Linked DNA regions of Homo sapiens: region 2 is linked to region 1. A link is a contact called in ENCODE Hi-C or POLR2A ChIA-PET data. All regions are on one chromosome and are shown on one strand. The core of a region is the stretch at or near the end of the contact, and the rest is flanking DNA. Distances in the headings are between cores, read along the strand shown. Region 1 has its middle 54 kb from the start of NR1D2. Region 2 has its middle 62 kb from the start of LINC00691.

Region 1 (6,045 bases), core at 1,591-4,090:
CTGACTAACACAGGGAGGCTAAGGTAGCTGGAATTTATTGGCCAGCGTACCAGAGAGGAGGGAGCTATACAGAGAAAACTTTACAGAAATCTGCGCAAGGTTCTCCTCAAGTGTTTGACTGAATACTAAGCCATACACAGTTAGGGCAAAGCTCCATGAAGCCAAAAAAAAAAAAAAAAAAAAAAAAGACAACTTGACAACTTTCAGGTAGCTCTGAGATGAACATTCTCAGAGCCCATTTAGGGTTGAGAGATGTTTTGATCTCCTCTCGGCCAAAGTAGAGAGGACTCACTGAATACAAGGGCATTCAGAGTGACCCCAGAGTGTCACGCCTTAGTGGTAGAGTAAAAGCTACTCTGGACCAGACCTAACAAGCTGAAAATCAAGCCTAGAGAAAAATCAAGCTGATCTGCAAGTAAGTTTACTGCCCACCGAAACAAACTTCAACACTACTTAGACAACAAAATCCAAACCCTCAACGAAATATCATTCATAATGTCGACATCTAATTTAAAAATTACTAGACATGCAAAGAAGTAGGAAAATCTGATTCAAACCAGGAGAAAAGTTAGTCAATAGAAACAGAATCAGAAATAACAGAGATAATGGAATTACCAAGTGAAGGTGTGTGGGAAGGCAATAGAATTCCAAGCCAAGAGAGTATTGAAATACACAAGCCTTCTGGAGTATGTCCAGTTTCTTTTGGTTGCACTGGTGAGAACAGGTTGCACAGGACAGGCACCCACTACCATCAGATGGGCTGGGTGACATGGGACAAAGGTAGAAGTAGGCTCTTCTGGAGAAACTTGGAAGACTAATGTAGGTCCCGTTAACTGACAAACAGAATGGCTGCCTTCCTCCCACTAAGGTGGTTCAAAGTCCCTGGGACAAGCCAGAATTTGAGTGTTTCTGTCCTAATCATAGTTTTCTCATTTATTTCTAAGATGAACTTGAATTAAATACTTGCATTTCTAAAGAAAGGAAAGGGAGCTGAGCTTTAACGAGCACTCACTATGCACCAGCAACTATACCCAAGCACCCTCAAATTCATTACTTAATCCTTAGACCAGTTCTGAAAGACAGGTACATATCTCTTTAGAAATGGAAACTGGACAACAAATTAAGGAACTTGCTTGTGTCAGTCAAGTAAAGTCAATTTGAACTGAAATCTGTGAAATTCAATGAATCAAACTGTGGTGAACATTTTGAAGTCCTCTTGTGTAGTGCCACCTTTGCAGTCAACATACTTGGGTTTAATTTTCAGCTTAGCCATTAGCTAGCTGTTTGCCTTTCAAAAGTTCCCAACCTCTTCAAGACTCAGTTTCTACATCTGTTGAGTGGGAGAACAAATCATACTTTGTACAGTCATGGGGAAGATTAAGTGAGAAGATTAAGAATGTAAAGAGCCATAGAAGCAAGTATATACCAGGTGTTCAACAAATATCTGCCCACTTGGTCCTCCTCTTCCTCCTCCTCCATTCATTAAATATCTGATTCTGACCATATATAACTGCAGGAGGATGAAAACCAAAGCCATAACCATAACCAAATCAAATAGAAAACTTTTTCTGCAAAAGTATGTCAGTGGTTCTCAAAATCAGATCCCTGGACCAAGAGCATTAGCATCACCCAGAATTTGTTAAAAATGTACATTTTATTACCTCACCCCAGACCCACTAAACCAGAAATTCTGAGAGTGGGACCCAGCAATCTATGTTTTAAGAAAGTTTGGCACCATTGATACACACCAATGTTTCCGAACCACTTGTATGATAGTTCTTTCATTGCATCAATTTAATTCATATATTACATAGACTGTGGCTAGGTCTAAACAATCAATCTAACAATTGCTCATTCTCTTTTGTTTTATAGAGTGCCTTCAGATTAACTTATTCTGATTAAATCTCTCTCCAGGAAAGAGTAAACCAAGTAAAATGGTGTTACATTAAAAACGTTACAGAAAAAAGACTAGCTAAGCTATTTATGTGATACAGAAAGATAAATGTAGAGAAGTTCTTCTTGAGAAAACTATTTTAATGGCCAAGTAGAGAGAGTGAAGCCTAAATTGGAAGCATTATCCCTAATCCCAATAGCAGGTTAGCACAAGTGACCCTTCAAAAATCCAACCATTTTCACAATAAATACTTTTTTCTTTTAATTTAGCTGTTTCTATTCCAATCCCTTTAACTAAAGTTTAATTACTAATTCAGCTGTCCTGTATTCCTGACCTGAAATTTTTGGAAACTATAAGGCAATTTTGATTTAGAAACCAGGCACTTGTCATTAGGTGCAAACGTTTACGTGCTGAAGACCTCAAACTATTGAAAGTTACAAAACAAGAACTGGGTGTGGGTTGGGCAGCTGAAACCAATTATGCAGATTTGGCATCTAAAGAAAATGGTACATCTGAATACTTAGAATGAGTCCCAATTATATTCCAGTTGTTTTCATTTTTTCCAATTGCTGCAACACTCCTCCACATCCCTCTCCCAGGGCGGTACTCCTCCATCCTTGCTTGCAGATGATTTCAATTGTTTTCCATTTTTTTAATCTTCTCTTTTATCTCAGATGCTTTTCCTTCCTTCCTCATTTCATCATTTTTTTAACAAGACAGTCATGCATCTGATGATTCTACAGATGCAGGGATTTTTCTTCCTGTCCTTGAAGTGACAGCTTGTCTTTCCCCTCAAGTGTCTTTGTCGCAATGCCTGATAAACTGTTTATTTTTCCTAACGGCTTTCCTTTTTAGCCTGAAAAACAAACATTAACCAAAAACCTCCTTGTTTCACTAAATTGTCACTTTCAATGCAATCCCTGGTGCTGGAGCGCCGCCTGCTGAGTAAATGAGAATTAGCAGGTCATAGTGCCTTTGGTTTAGCAGCAGAAAAAATAATGGGCCATTTTATCATCAACAGATTCTTCAGAAATGACTGACTGGTGTAACATTCTGGATATTGTTCCTTCCCCAACAATGCTGCTGAAGTCATTGTACATTATTTATAAGAACCCAAAGTATTTTTAAAACTGCTTATTTTAGGCTGGGCGCGGTGGCTCACGCCTATAATCCCAGCACTTTGGGAGGCCGAGGCGGGCGGATCATGAGGTCAGGAGATCGAGACCATCCTGGCTAACACGGTGAAACCCCGTCTCTACTAAAAATACAAAAATATTAGCCGGGCGTGGTGGCGGGCGCCTGTAGTCCCAGCTACTCGGGAGGCTGAGGCAGGAGAATGGCGTGAACCCGGGAGGCAGATTTTGCAGTGAGTGGAGATCAGGCCACTGCACTCCAGCCTGGGTGACAGAGCGAGACTCCATCTCAAAAAAAAAAAAAAAAACCTGCATACTTTAGCACCATCTACTAAAAACTCAGCAAAATGTCCTCCATAGAATAGGTGCTCAATAAAAACTTGTAGATAGCAGTTTATTAATATCATGTGAAAACATTTATCAAACTGTATTTCAGTTGTCTACTTCTCTTTCTCCCTAAAAAACCGTAGGGCTCCTTGAGGGGGAAAAAAACATACACGTTTTTTTAAAAAACCTATATATTGGCCGAGTGTGGTGGCTGACACCTGTAATCTCAGTACTTTGGGAGGCCAAGGCGGGCAGATCACTTGAGGTCAGGAGTTTGAAACCAGCCTGGCCAATATGGTGAAATCCCATCTCTACTAAAAATACAAAAATTAGCCGGGCGTTCTTGCAGGCGCCTGTAATCCCAGCTACTCAGGAGGCTGAAGCAGGAGAATCGCTTGAACCTGGGAGGCAGAGGTTGCAGTGAGCCAAGATTGCACCATAGAACCCCAGCCTGGGCTACAGAGAGAGACTCAGTCTTTAAAACAAAACAAAACAACAACAACAAAAAAGATATATTTCACTGTAGGTATTCAAAATACATTTGAAGAATACTGATTAAATAATTCTAAATATTTAATAGTCATCATCTCTAGCGCCCATTATGTGCTAAGAACTGTTCTAGCTATTCAACAAACATTTTCTCTAATCCTTAAAACCTGCCCGACAATTTTTGGAAAAAGCTCATCAGCTGTAACTTGACGTCCCAGCTGAACGCAAAACCCTCATTTCCAGGGCTTCTCTGTTACTCTGACACATTCTTTGCACCTGGTTTTTCAGAAGCTTACATTTTATTTTTTTTTTGTTTTTGTTTTTTGTTTTTGTTTGTTTGGTTGGTTTTTTTGTTTGTTTGTTTTTTTGAGACACAGTCTCACTCTGTTGCACAGGCTGGAGTGCAGTGACGCGATCTCGGCTCATTGCAAGCTCCACATCCTGGGTTCACAACATTCTCCTTCCTCAGCCTCCCAAGTAGCTGGGACTACAGGTGCCCGCCACCATGCTTGGGTAATTTTCTTGTATTTTTAGTAGAGAAGGGTTTCACCATGTTGTCCAGGCTGGTCTCGAACTCCTAACCTCAGGTTATCTGCCCACCTCGGCCTCCTAAAGTTCTGGGATTACAGGCCTGAGCCAGCGCATCCAGCCCGGAAACTTACATTTTCAACAGTAGCTTGAGACATTTTCCTGTCAGTGGTCCTTACACAAGGTGAGAAATCATGCACTGACAAAAATTACAAACCCAGGTGTAGTAGATGAAAGAAATGGCCGCCAATTCTTTCCCTCCTTGTACCTACACCCTAGTAATGTGACACTGTAACTCCTTCCATCAAGGAGTAAAGTGTTTTTCTCCCCTTCTTGAATCTGGACTGGCCTTGAGATTTTCTTGGGCCTATACCTCAAAAAACCTTGCATGCGTCTGTTCTCATGCATGGAACCCTGAGCTGCCATGAGAATGAGCTAGCATGGGAAAGAGTGAGTGATCACATGGAGAAAGACTGGCCATCTCAGCCGAACCCATGGTCAGTCAACCCAGCCAAACTATCAGCTGACTAGAGACACATGAGCAAGTGCATCCAAGACCATCCAAACTCAACCTGGACCAGAAGCTCTTCCCAGCTTATCCCAGCCCAAATTAAAGAACAACCTTCAGAATCGTTAGCTAAATAAATAGCTATAATGCCATATAAACCAGAAACATCACCTATTATATATTATAGCCTTAAACGGTTAACTTGAATCTAATCAAGACTCAGATCTAACTTCCAGTTCACAGGAAATGTAAGATAAAGGAACAAGCTAACTGATGTTTTGAGGTGAGGCAGGAATACATAAATACACACATAGACACACGCCACACACACACCAATTTACACTCTTACTTTAATGGGTTAAGTTAGCCAAAAGTAGTCTCAAAAAATTTTTAAAAGGATCAAATTCATGTCCCAGAATTGCCCAGAATGTTTACAGTGTTCTGTCAACAGAAGATGTGAAGTTGTATTTTGTGGATCCCATAGAATGTTGAAGTCTAGCCACTTGAGAATCTGTGAAGATTTATCTATATGCAGCCTCTGGATTGATCACTTCCAAGTTAAATCTTTTTTAGGATCATTTTAACAGTCAGTTTCTGAAGCCAGCCGTACAGTCTCTATGATTCACTCAGATCCAGGGAAAATCATCAGACTGACCATTTTTCATCTCAAAATATTTATTCTCATTGGCATAAGAAAGGATTTATTATCAACTTATGCAAGATGCAGATAATAAATCAGCCTTAGGAGTTTGTAGTAGAAATGATTAAATATGGCAGGAGTTTGAGCTCATCTGGTGTCTGGAATGGTTTGGGGTTTTGAAATTCTTTTTAACTACTATTATACAGTTTTAAAACCCGAAACATATTTTCTTAAGGCTTTTTTCCTTCATTTCTAAACCCAAGCGTATGATCAAGGAAAATGGAATCCTTGTGCTATTGAATGTATTTACACTCCATTCAGTTCAGTGCATTACAATGTATGACACTGACATTCTCTTTTGTAGGAGTTATTTCAAGGCCTAAATGATTCTGAAGCTAAAATTTTAGGGAATTTTCTTTCCCAGCCCCTGAAAGAGTCCCAAAATTTGCAAGCCATACTTTTGACTCCTCACCTGGAATATCAGGTTCTTAAAAGTTTTAATATTCATATGATGGAAAGATTAGTG
Region 2 (6,575 bases), core at 488-2,987, 44 kb before region 1:
AGCTCCCAGAGGGCAGGGGTATCCAGCTAGTCCACCACTCTATCTCCAGGACCTATGACCCTTTCTAGAAACATTTCATAAATGTCCGTGGAGAGAAGAGAGGAAGGGGTAAAGCAAGAAAAAGGGAATGTCTTCCCCCTCTTTGCCCTCAACTCTTTGTGCTTAAACTAGAGCTCTATGAGGCCCTCCCCTGGCTTCTGCCCACTGCTCTCATCTGAGGATTCAGCTCTGCTCTACTCTCCTCCCTCCCTGTCTCTGGGTCCTGGAGGACGGCTTCTGCTCTCAGCTACATAGGCCCAAAAACACTCTGTGTGTCTCCATCTGTCCACATGGGCACTTGGCTCACACTCGCCTGGCCAACGAACAGTATATACCTTTGCTATAGGACTCTCCTCCAACCATCTGTTTCTCATTTGTTCAGCCTCAGCATTGTGACCCCCTCAGTAACACACGAGATTCTAATTCTAATTTTGCCACAACCTCCAATGAACGAATGTTCCTCATTTTGAAGGGACTGACAAGAGGCTCCAATTGGCATTTCATGTGCCTACATTCTATATGGGGTGGAATTTTCCAATTGCCTAGAACAGCTGCAATGACTAAGATTTGAGACAAAGTTTGACTCTTTAAAACATCATACAGCTTAACAGAGAGAGTAGACATTTGGAGACAGCTGTATGTTCACCTACCATCTCAACCACTTTTTACCTGTGTGACTTAGGAAAAATTACTTAACCTCCATGAATCTAGATTTCCTCATCTGGAAAACTTGAATAAAATGATACCTATTTATAGGGTTTTTGTGAAGATTAAGTAACATACATGTTTTATTTAATGTTTGGTATTATGTGAGTGTGATGGTTGTTTTTTTTAATGGCCATAAATCCCTCACACTACTCCCATTAGAAGTGAAATATATCCCTTCTCCTATTGACTTTGGGTGGGCTTATGACTGCTTTAAGCAGTAGAGTATGATAGGAGTGATCTCCAAGGCTGGGGCAAAAAAAAAGCCTTTCAGAGCTGCCTGGTCTCTTGGAACCCCTGCTCTGGGAGGAGTCAACTCCCACACCAGCAGCCTGACTAACCTAACATAACCGTGATGGAGCGACCGCCTGCAGGTGCTCCAGGCAACAACCCCCATGGAGCTCCCAGTGGACAGGCAACGTAAATTGCCAGCTGGCCACATGAGTAAGCCAGCTTTACATCCAGCCCAAGAAAGCCTTCAGATACTTAACATCAGACTGCAACCCCAACAAGAACCACTCAGCAAAGCCCCTTCTAGAGGACTGGCCCACAAAATCATGAGCAAAATAAAATGGTTTATACTATGACATGTTGGGTAGTTTGTTACACAGCCGTAGTAACCAGAGCAATGAACAATAGTAAATGGTAGCATACACTAATATGAACATAGTTTCCAAATCGCATAAGTCCTAGAATCAGGCCTTTCACGTTCCAACGTGTGAATACTGGGGGGCATCCCAGCTCAGCACTGTCCTGGCTGAATCAGTCTACACTTATAGTGACCGCTCTTCAGAGCCTAGTTTCTTTCCATTCTCTGCTAGGTTTCCTGTCTAACTTCTAGATCAAGAAAGTCTGGATAAACTTCAGATAAACACTTTAAAATTATTTCCTGGAAGCTCACCAAACTGAACATGTGAATCCTCCCCAGTCTGCACAATTGAAAACAAGTTATATAATTTCTGTTTCTCAAGGCGGAAAGGGCTGTGCAAGACTGAGAACACTGGGACTGTTGCCTGTCGTCTGGAATCACATTTTAAATAAACAGACAAAGTGAACTGCATAGAAATGATGAAGAATGAAATGGCAGAAATAGAAATTAAAGAGCAATGGGGACTACAGAAGCTATTTCTGTCTCTCACTGAGAATTCCTCATGGCTTAGGTTAAATGTTTATTTCTAAGGGAGTGGATTATTTTTAATGTCTGAACAGAACGCCTCCATGACATCCATTATTTCAAAATGCCTAAGACATGCTTCTCAGATCTAAACGTCACCGAAGGATTGAGGAGCAGCTTGAGGCTCACGCTAAGTGCGTATGTTTTTCTTTCAGCTATTTGTTCCATCAGCTATCTCAATTATTTATAGAATTCATTCTCCAATGAGGAAGTTATGTTCCGTAGAGACTAGAATTATTTTAAGTTCTATTTTTCTCCTCCTGTCTGCTTTCTTCACTGGTCAACACTCTCCAGTCCATCTATTTAGGACAGTTTCCTCTGGGATGGCACTTGAAGCTTATAGAAGACAGAAAAGAAACAGATCAGATTTGAACCTCACAAATATGATATTTGTGGTTGTGTCTTCTCCTTCTAATCCATACTTTCCGGATGTCTTGTGGCATATTTAAGAAACATTTGCAGATGTGTAAGTATTTTTAAAAACATTCAGGATCCTGAAATCATTACAGCAATCACTTTAAAATAGCTGTATGAATATCTAGAAAAATAAAATTAGATTGTTAGTGCCCTAGTGTCTTGGTCCCCAAACTTTACTGATTACTGGAACCACTCAGAGAATTTATACAAATGCAGATTCCTGGATTTTGTCTCAGGAAAATGGAATCAGACTCTCTGGGAGAGGGGCTAAAGAATTCATGTATATTAGATGCTTTCAGGTGATTTATGGCTGGCCAGCTTTGGTAGTCTTAGCCCAACTGCACCTATGCCCTGCTAGAAAACCTCAGGAGGAAGGGGCTGTCAGCAAGCAATGTGTGGGTACTAGGGGAAGGTCCACCATTCACCCAGACTCTTCCAAGTGCCTAAATAGGGCTACGCAGGCCCTCCTTCCATTTATTCAAATAACAAACATCTTTTAGGAGTCTAATATAAGTGAATTATAAGAAGACAGGGAACAGAAGAATACGACATTCTCTGCCATCAAGAAACTCAGAATCTACTCACTCAGTCATTCATTCATTCACCAAATGTTTATTGAGCATCTGCTATATACTATTCTAGACAATCAAGATACAGTAGTAAACGAGCATAGTTCCTGTCCTCATGAGATATGGTATTTAACACAATTTACACCCCTGTTTTAAGAAGATAAACAGGTAACCTATAAGCTTGGCTTTGACCATTGCATTAGGCACCTCTTTAGGCAGAAGCAATACCTAATTTGCATTAACCTGAGCATGAGTGCCTCCTTAAATTCTGCACCCTAGACACCTTACCTGCCTCATCCTAGTTCAAATCATGAGGTTCAGTGGTGTCCTAGATGGGATCACAGCATGTGCAAAGGCAAAAACATGCTAATGTGCATGAAATGTTCCAAAAATAATGAATAATCTAGGACAGCTTAAGTATAGAATACAGGGGGTAGAGGAAGTGGCTGGAGATTTTACTGTGAATGAAGCTCCAATCTCCAGTTTGTGAAGTTCCTTGCATGCCAAATGTCTCCTTTCTGTCCATTTGATGATCATATTATCTATTTTGTATTTTAGAAAGATCACCAGGATGGTAATGTAAAAATGGGGTTGAGGGGGAATGGATTGGAGACCAAGAAACAAATAAAGTCGCTGTTATAGTAGTATTATAAAAGGGCAATAAATATTTGAAATGAGGCAGTGCCCTAAATGGAAAGGAAGCATTGGTATTCAAAGTTATAGGAATGTGGATGAGAGAAGAAAACTCTAGGACCACCAAAGTTGAGGAATCTAATTATACCCTTCTCTATAAGGATGAATGAGAAACAAACAGAGGTAATAAAGTAAATTTGCCTGTTTCATCCTTGACACTGCATGAAGGGAAATTGTTTTTGTTTTTATAATTCACTATCACAGACTAGCTCTCACATAGGCTTGTGGTCCAAATTCATACTAACTATGTGGTAAACACAACACCACACACACACATCCCTCAAGTATAGAAGTTAATTTAAAGTTACTCCTGGGTTAGCAGTATGCCAAGGCAAATGGAAGAAGCAAACACAAATCCTCACTGGAGTAACATCATCATCCCAGGCTTCAAAAAATTCTCGTAAATTTCCAAGGAAAATGAACAGCTCACAGTATAAAACGCCACACACAGAAACACTGTATTGCAAATGAGAGCCAGGAAAAACAATAGAATATATAGTCATCCCCATAAAGACTGCCAATATTGGAACTATACGATACTTTTAAAAAATAACAATATTTTATGTGGTTAAGGAAATAAGTCAATTTTGAAAATATGAACCAGAATGGAGAAAATAAGACAACTTTGAAAATACGAACCAGAATGCATCTGAGAGAGACAAAGAGACAGAAACATAAAATAGTGGTTTGAAAGCTTAGAGGATAGTCTAGAGGGTCCCCCATGTGTCCAGTTAGAGCTCCAGGAAGAATTAATAGAAGGGGGAGGAAGTACTACTTAAGGAAAATATGGCTGAGAATTTTCCAGAACTGTCAAAACATAGCAACCCTTACATCAAGGTCATGTTGTTTCTTAGAAATTCTCACTGAAGGACAGGCGCAGTGGCTCACATCTGTAATCCCAAAATTTTGGGAGGCCCAGGTGGGCGGATCACCTGAGGTCGGGAGTTCGAGACCAGCCTGAGCACCATGGAGAAACCCCATCTCTACCAAAAATACAAAATTAGCCAGGCATGGTGGTACATGCCTGTAATCCCAGCTACTTGGGAGGCTGAGGCAAGAGAATTGCTTGAACCCAGGAGGTGGAGGTTGTGGTGACACGAGATCATGCCATTGCACTCCAGCCTGGACAACAAGAGTGAAACTCTGACTCAAAAAAAAAAAAAAGAAAGAAAGAAATTGTCACTGAAACAAATCAATGAAGCCTCAGAAGGCACAATACAAAGAAAAGGTTATAAAAAGAAAGAAAAAAGATTTCCTACAAAGAAAAGGCAATTATAGTTGAATTGACGAAAGCAAAAATGAAAGTCAATACACAGTGAAAAATATCATTATTGTACACAGAAAGAAAATAACTGTCATCTTAGATTTTCTTGCCTAAAGAAAAGAACAAGAAAGGGGCCGGATGCAGTGGCTCACACCTGTAATCCTAGCACTTTGGGAGGCTGAGGCGGGGAGATCACATGAGACCAGGAGTTCGAGATAAGCCTGGCAACATGGCAAAACCCTGTCTCTACCAAAAATACAACAATTACTCAGGCATGATGGCACGTGCCTGTAGTCCCTGCTAGCTACTCAGGAGGCTGAGGCATGAGAATCACTTGAACCAGGAAGGAAGAGGATGCAGTGAGCCGAGATCATGCCACTGCACTCTGCCCTCCTGGATGATGGAGCAAGAATCTGTCTCAAAGGAGAAGAAAAGAACAAGGAAGAATTAAAGTCAGTTTTAAACAAACAAAAACTGAATGAGTTTACCATCAATAGATCTTTAATGAAAGAAAACCCTAAAGGACTCAAGCTTAAGGAAAAATGGGCCCTGATGCAAGATCTGAGATTCAATAAAGGTAGTGAACAAAGATATTAGAAAATATATAAGGAAATATAAACAAACATTGACTTATAAAACAATAATATGTATAATATGGGAGAGAGATGGGATAAAACCAAAATACAAAAAAAAAAAGAGTAGTAACATGAGAGAGGATGATCAGAATTATAATGTTCTATCATAAATGTATTATTAGGAAGGAAGGCAAAATAGTTATAAACTTTAGACTTTGTTAAATAGACTTGTTAAAATATAAATAGTGTGCTCCATCTCTGCGGATTAAAAAAATGAAATAGGGGGTTTCTCTTTGTTTGATTCTCCCCCTCCCTCTGTCTCTGTGCAGGGGAGCTGTTTTCTTCTTCCTTCCTTCTTTCTTGCCTGATAAACTCTCCACTCCTTAAAACCAAAAAAAAAAAAAAACTGAAATAAAATACAAATGGTAACAACTAAAATAATAGACATAAAACACAGGACTTCCAAGCAGAGGGGTGGGTGGAATGGAATGAGGAAAAGTGGAATATATATATTATTTATATATACACACATATAATTTGTTCCACTTTTGTTTATATATATTTATATATATATATATTCACAATAAAAAAGTGTAGCTAAAGTCTTTCACTGAAAAATAAAGATTATCAAATTGGATTTTACAAACATTCAGCAATATGTCATTAAAAACAAACACACCTAAAACATAAGGACACAGAAGGTGAAAGTAAAGGAATGGAATTCGAATCAGGGTCCCAGAAGAAAACACAAAGTATACCCAAAAGAATAATTGAAGACCAATGTGTGTAGGGGTAAGGGTTCCAGTAGGGAATGATGAAGTACCAAGAGACCAACAAGAGTAGGCAGCTGTCACCTCTGGGTTACTATCTCTGGGCCTAAAAGAGCACAGGAAAGGAGCAATTACTGGAAACAGGAAATTGCTTGAAGCTATAGCAGAGCCACTGCTAACTCACAGAACTGCAGGAAGGGACCCAGAGGAATAAATACCCCAACTTCCCTTGTCTCCTTGTTCTCTACTCCTGCTGGGGTCCTCATTGGCCAACCCCAAACAGAAGCCAAGGGATGAAGGAGCCAAGATTACACTGTCCACAGCTGTCGACCTCTTGACCAGGAGAAAGGGAAGGAGTAGAGAGGGAGC

Evidence for each region. Hi-C counts contacts between places; a loop is a spot of excess contacts on that map. ChIA-PET counts read pairs that join two places held with the same protein, here RNA polymerase II (POLR2A). Pooled maps may share reads with other maps.
Region 2: a map of aorta shows a loop between it and region 1 (2.2-fold over the local background). The contact joins two enhancer-like sites. A Hi-C loop is called at or near these places in 1 of 168 maps with a recorded cell type or tissue (aorta), 2 of 37 single-sample maps with no recorded cell type and 7 of 50 pooled maps. POLR2A ChIA-PET finds 5 or more read pairs at or near these places in 1 of 52 experiments (MCF 10A).

What each region holds. Positions count from the first base shown.
Region 1 is chr3:23,995,911-24,001,955 of GRCh38, reverse strand. No RefSeq gene overlaps it. Among named protein-coding and RNA genes, the nearest start is that of NR1D2, 54 kb to the right of the region's middle. Within about 2 kb of position 2,840, at least 3 of the 41 ENCODE cell types and tissues checked have a DNase peak (open chromatin) inside an H3K27ac peak, as active enhancers do.
Region 2 is chr3:24,037,938-24,044,512 of GRCh38, reverse strand. No RefSeq gene overlaps it. Among named protein-coding and RNA genes, the nearest start is that of LINC00691, 62 kb to the left of the region's middle. Within about 2 kb of position 1,737, at least 3 of the 41 ENCODE cell types and tissues checked have a DNase peak (open chromatin) inside an H3K27ac peak, as active enhancers do.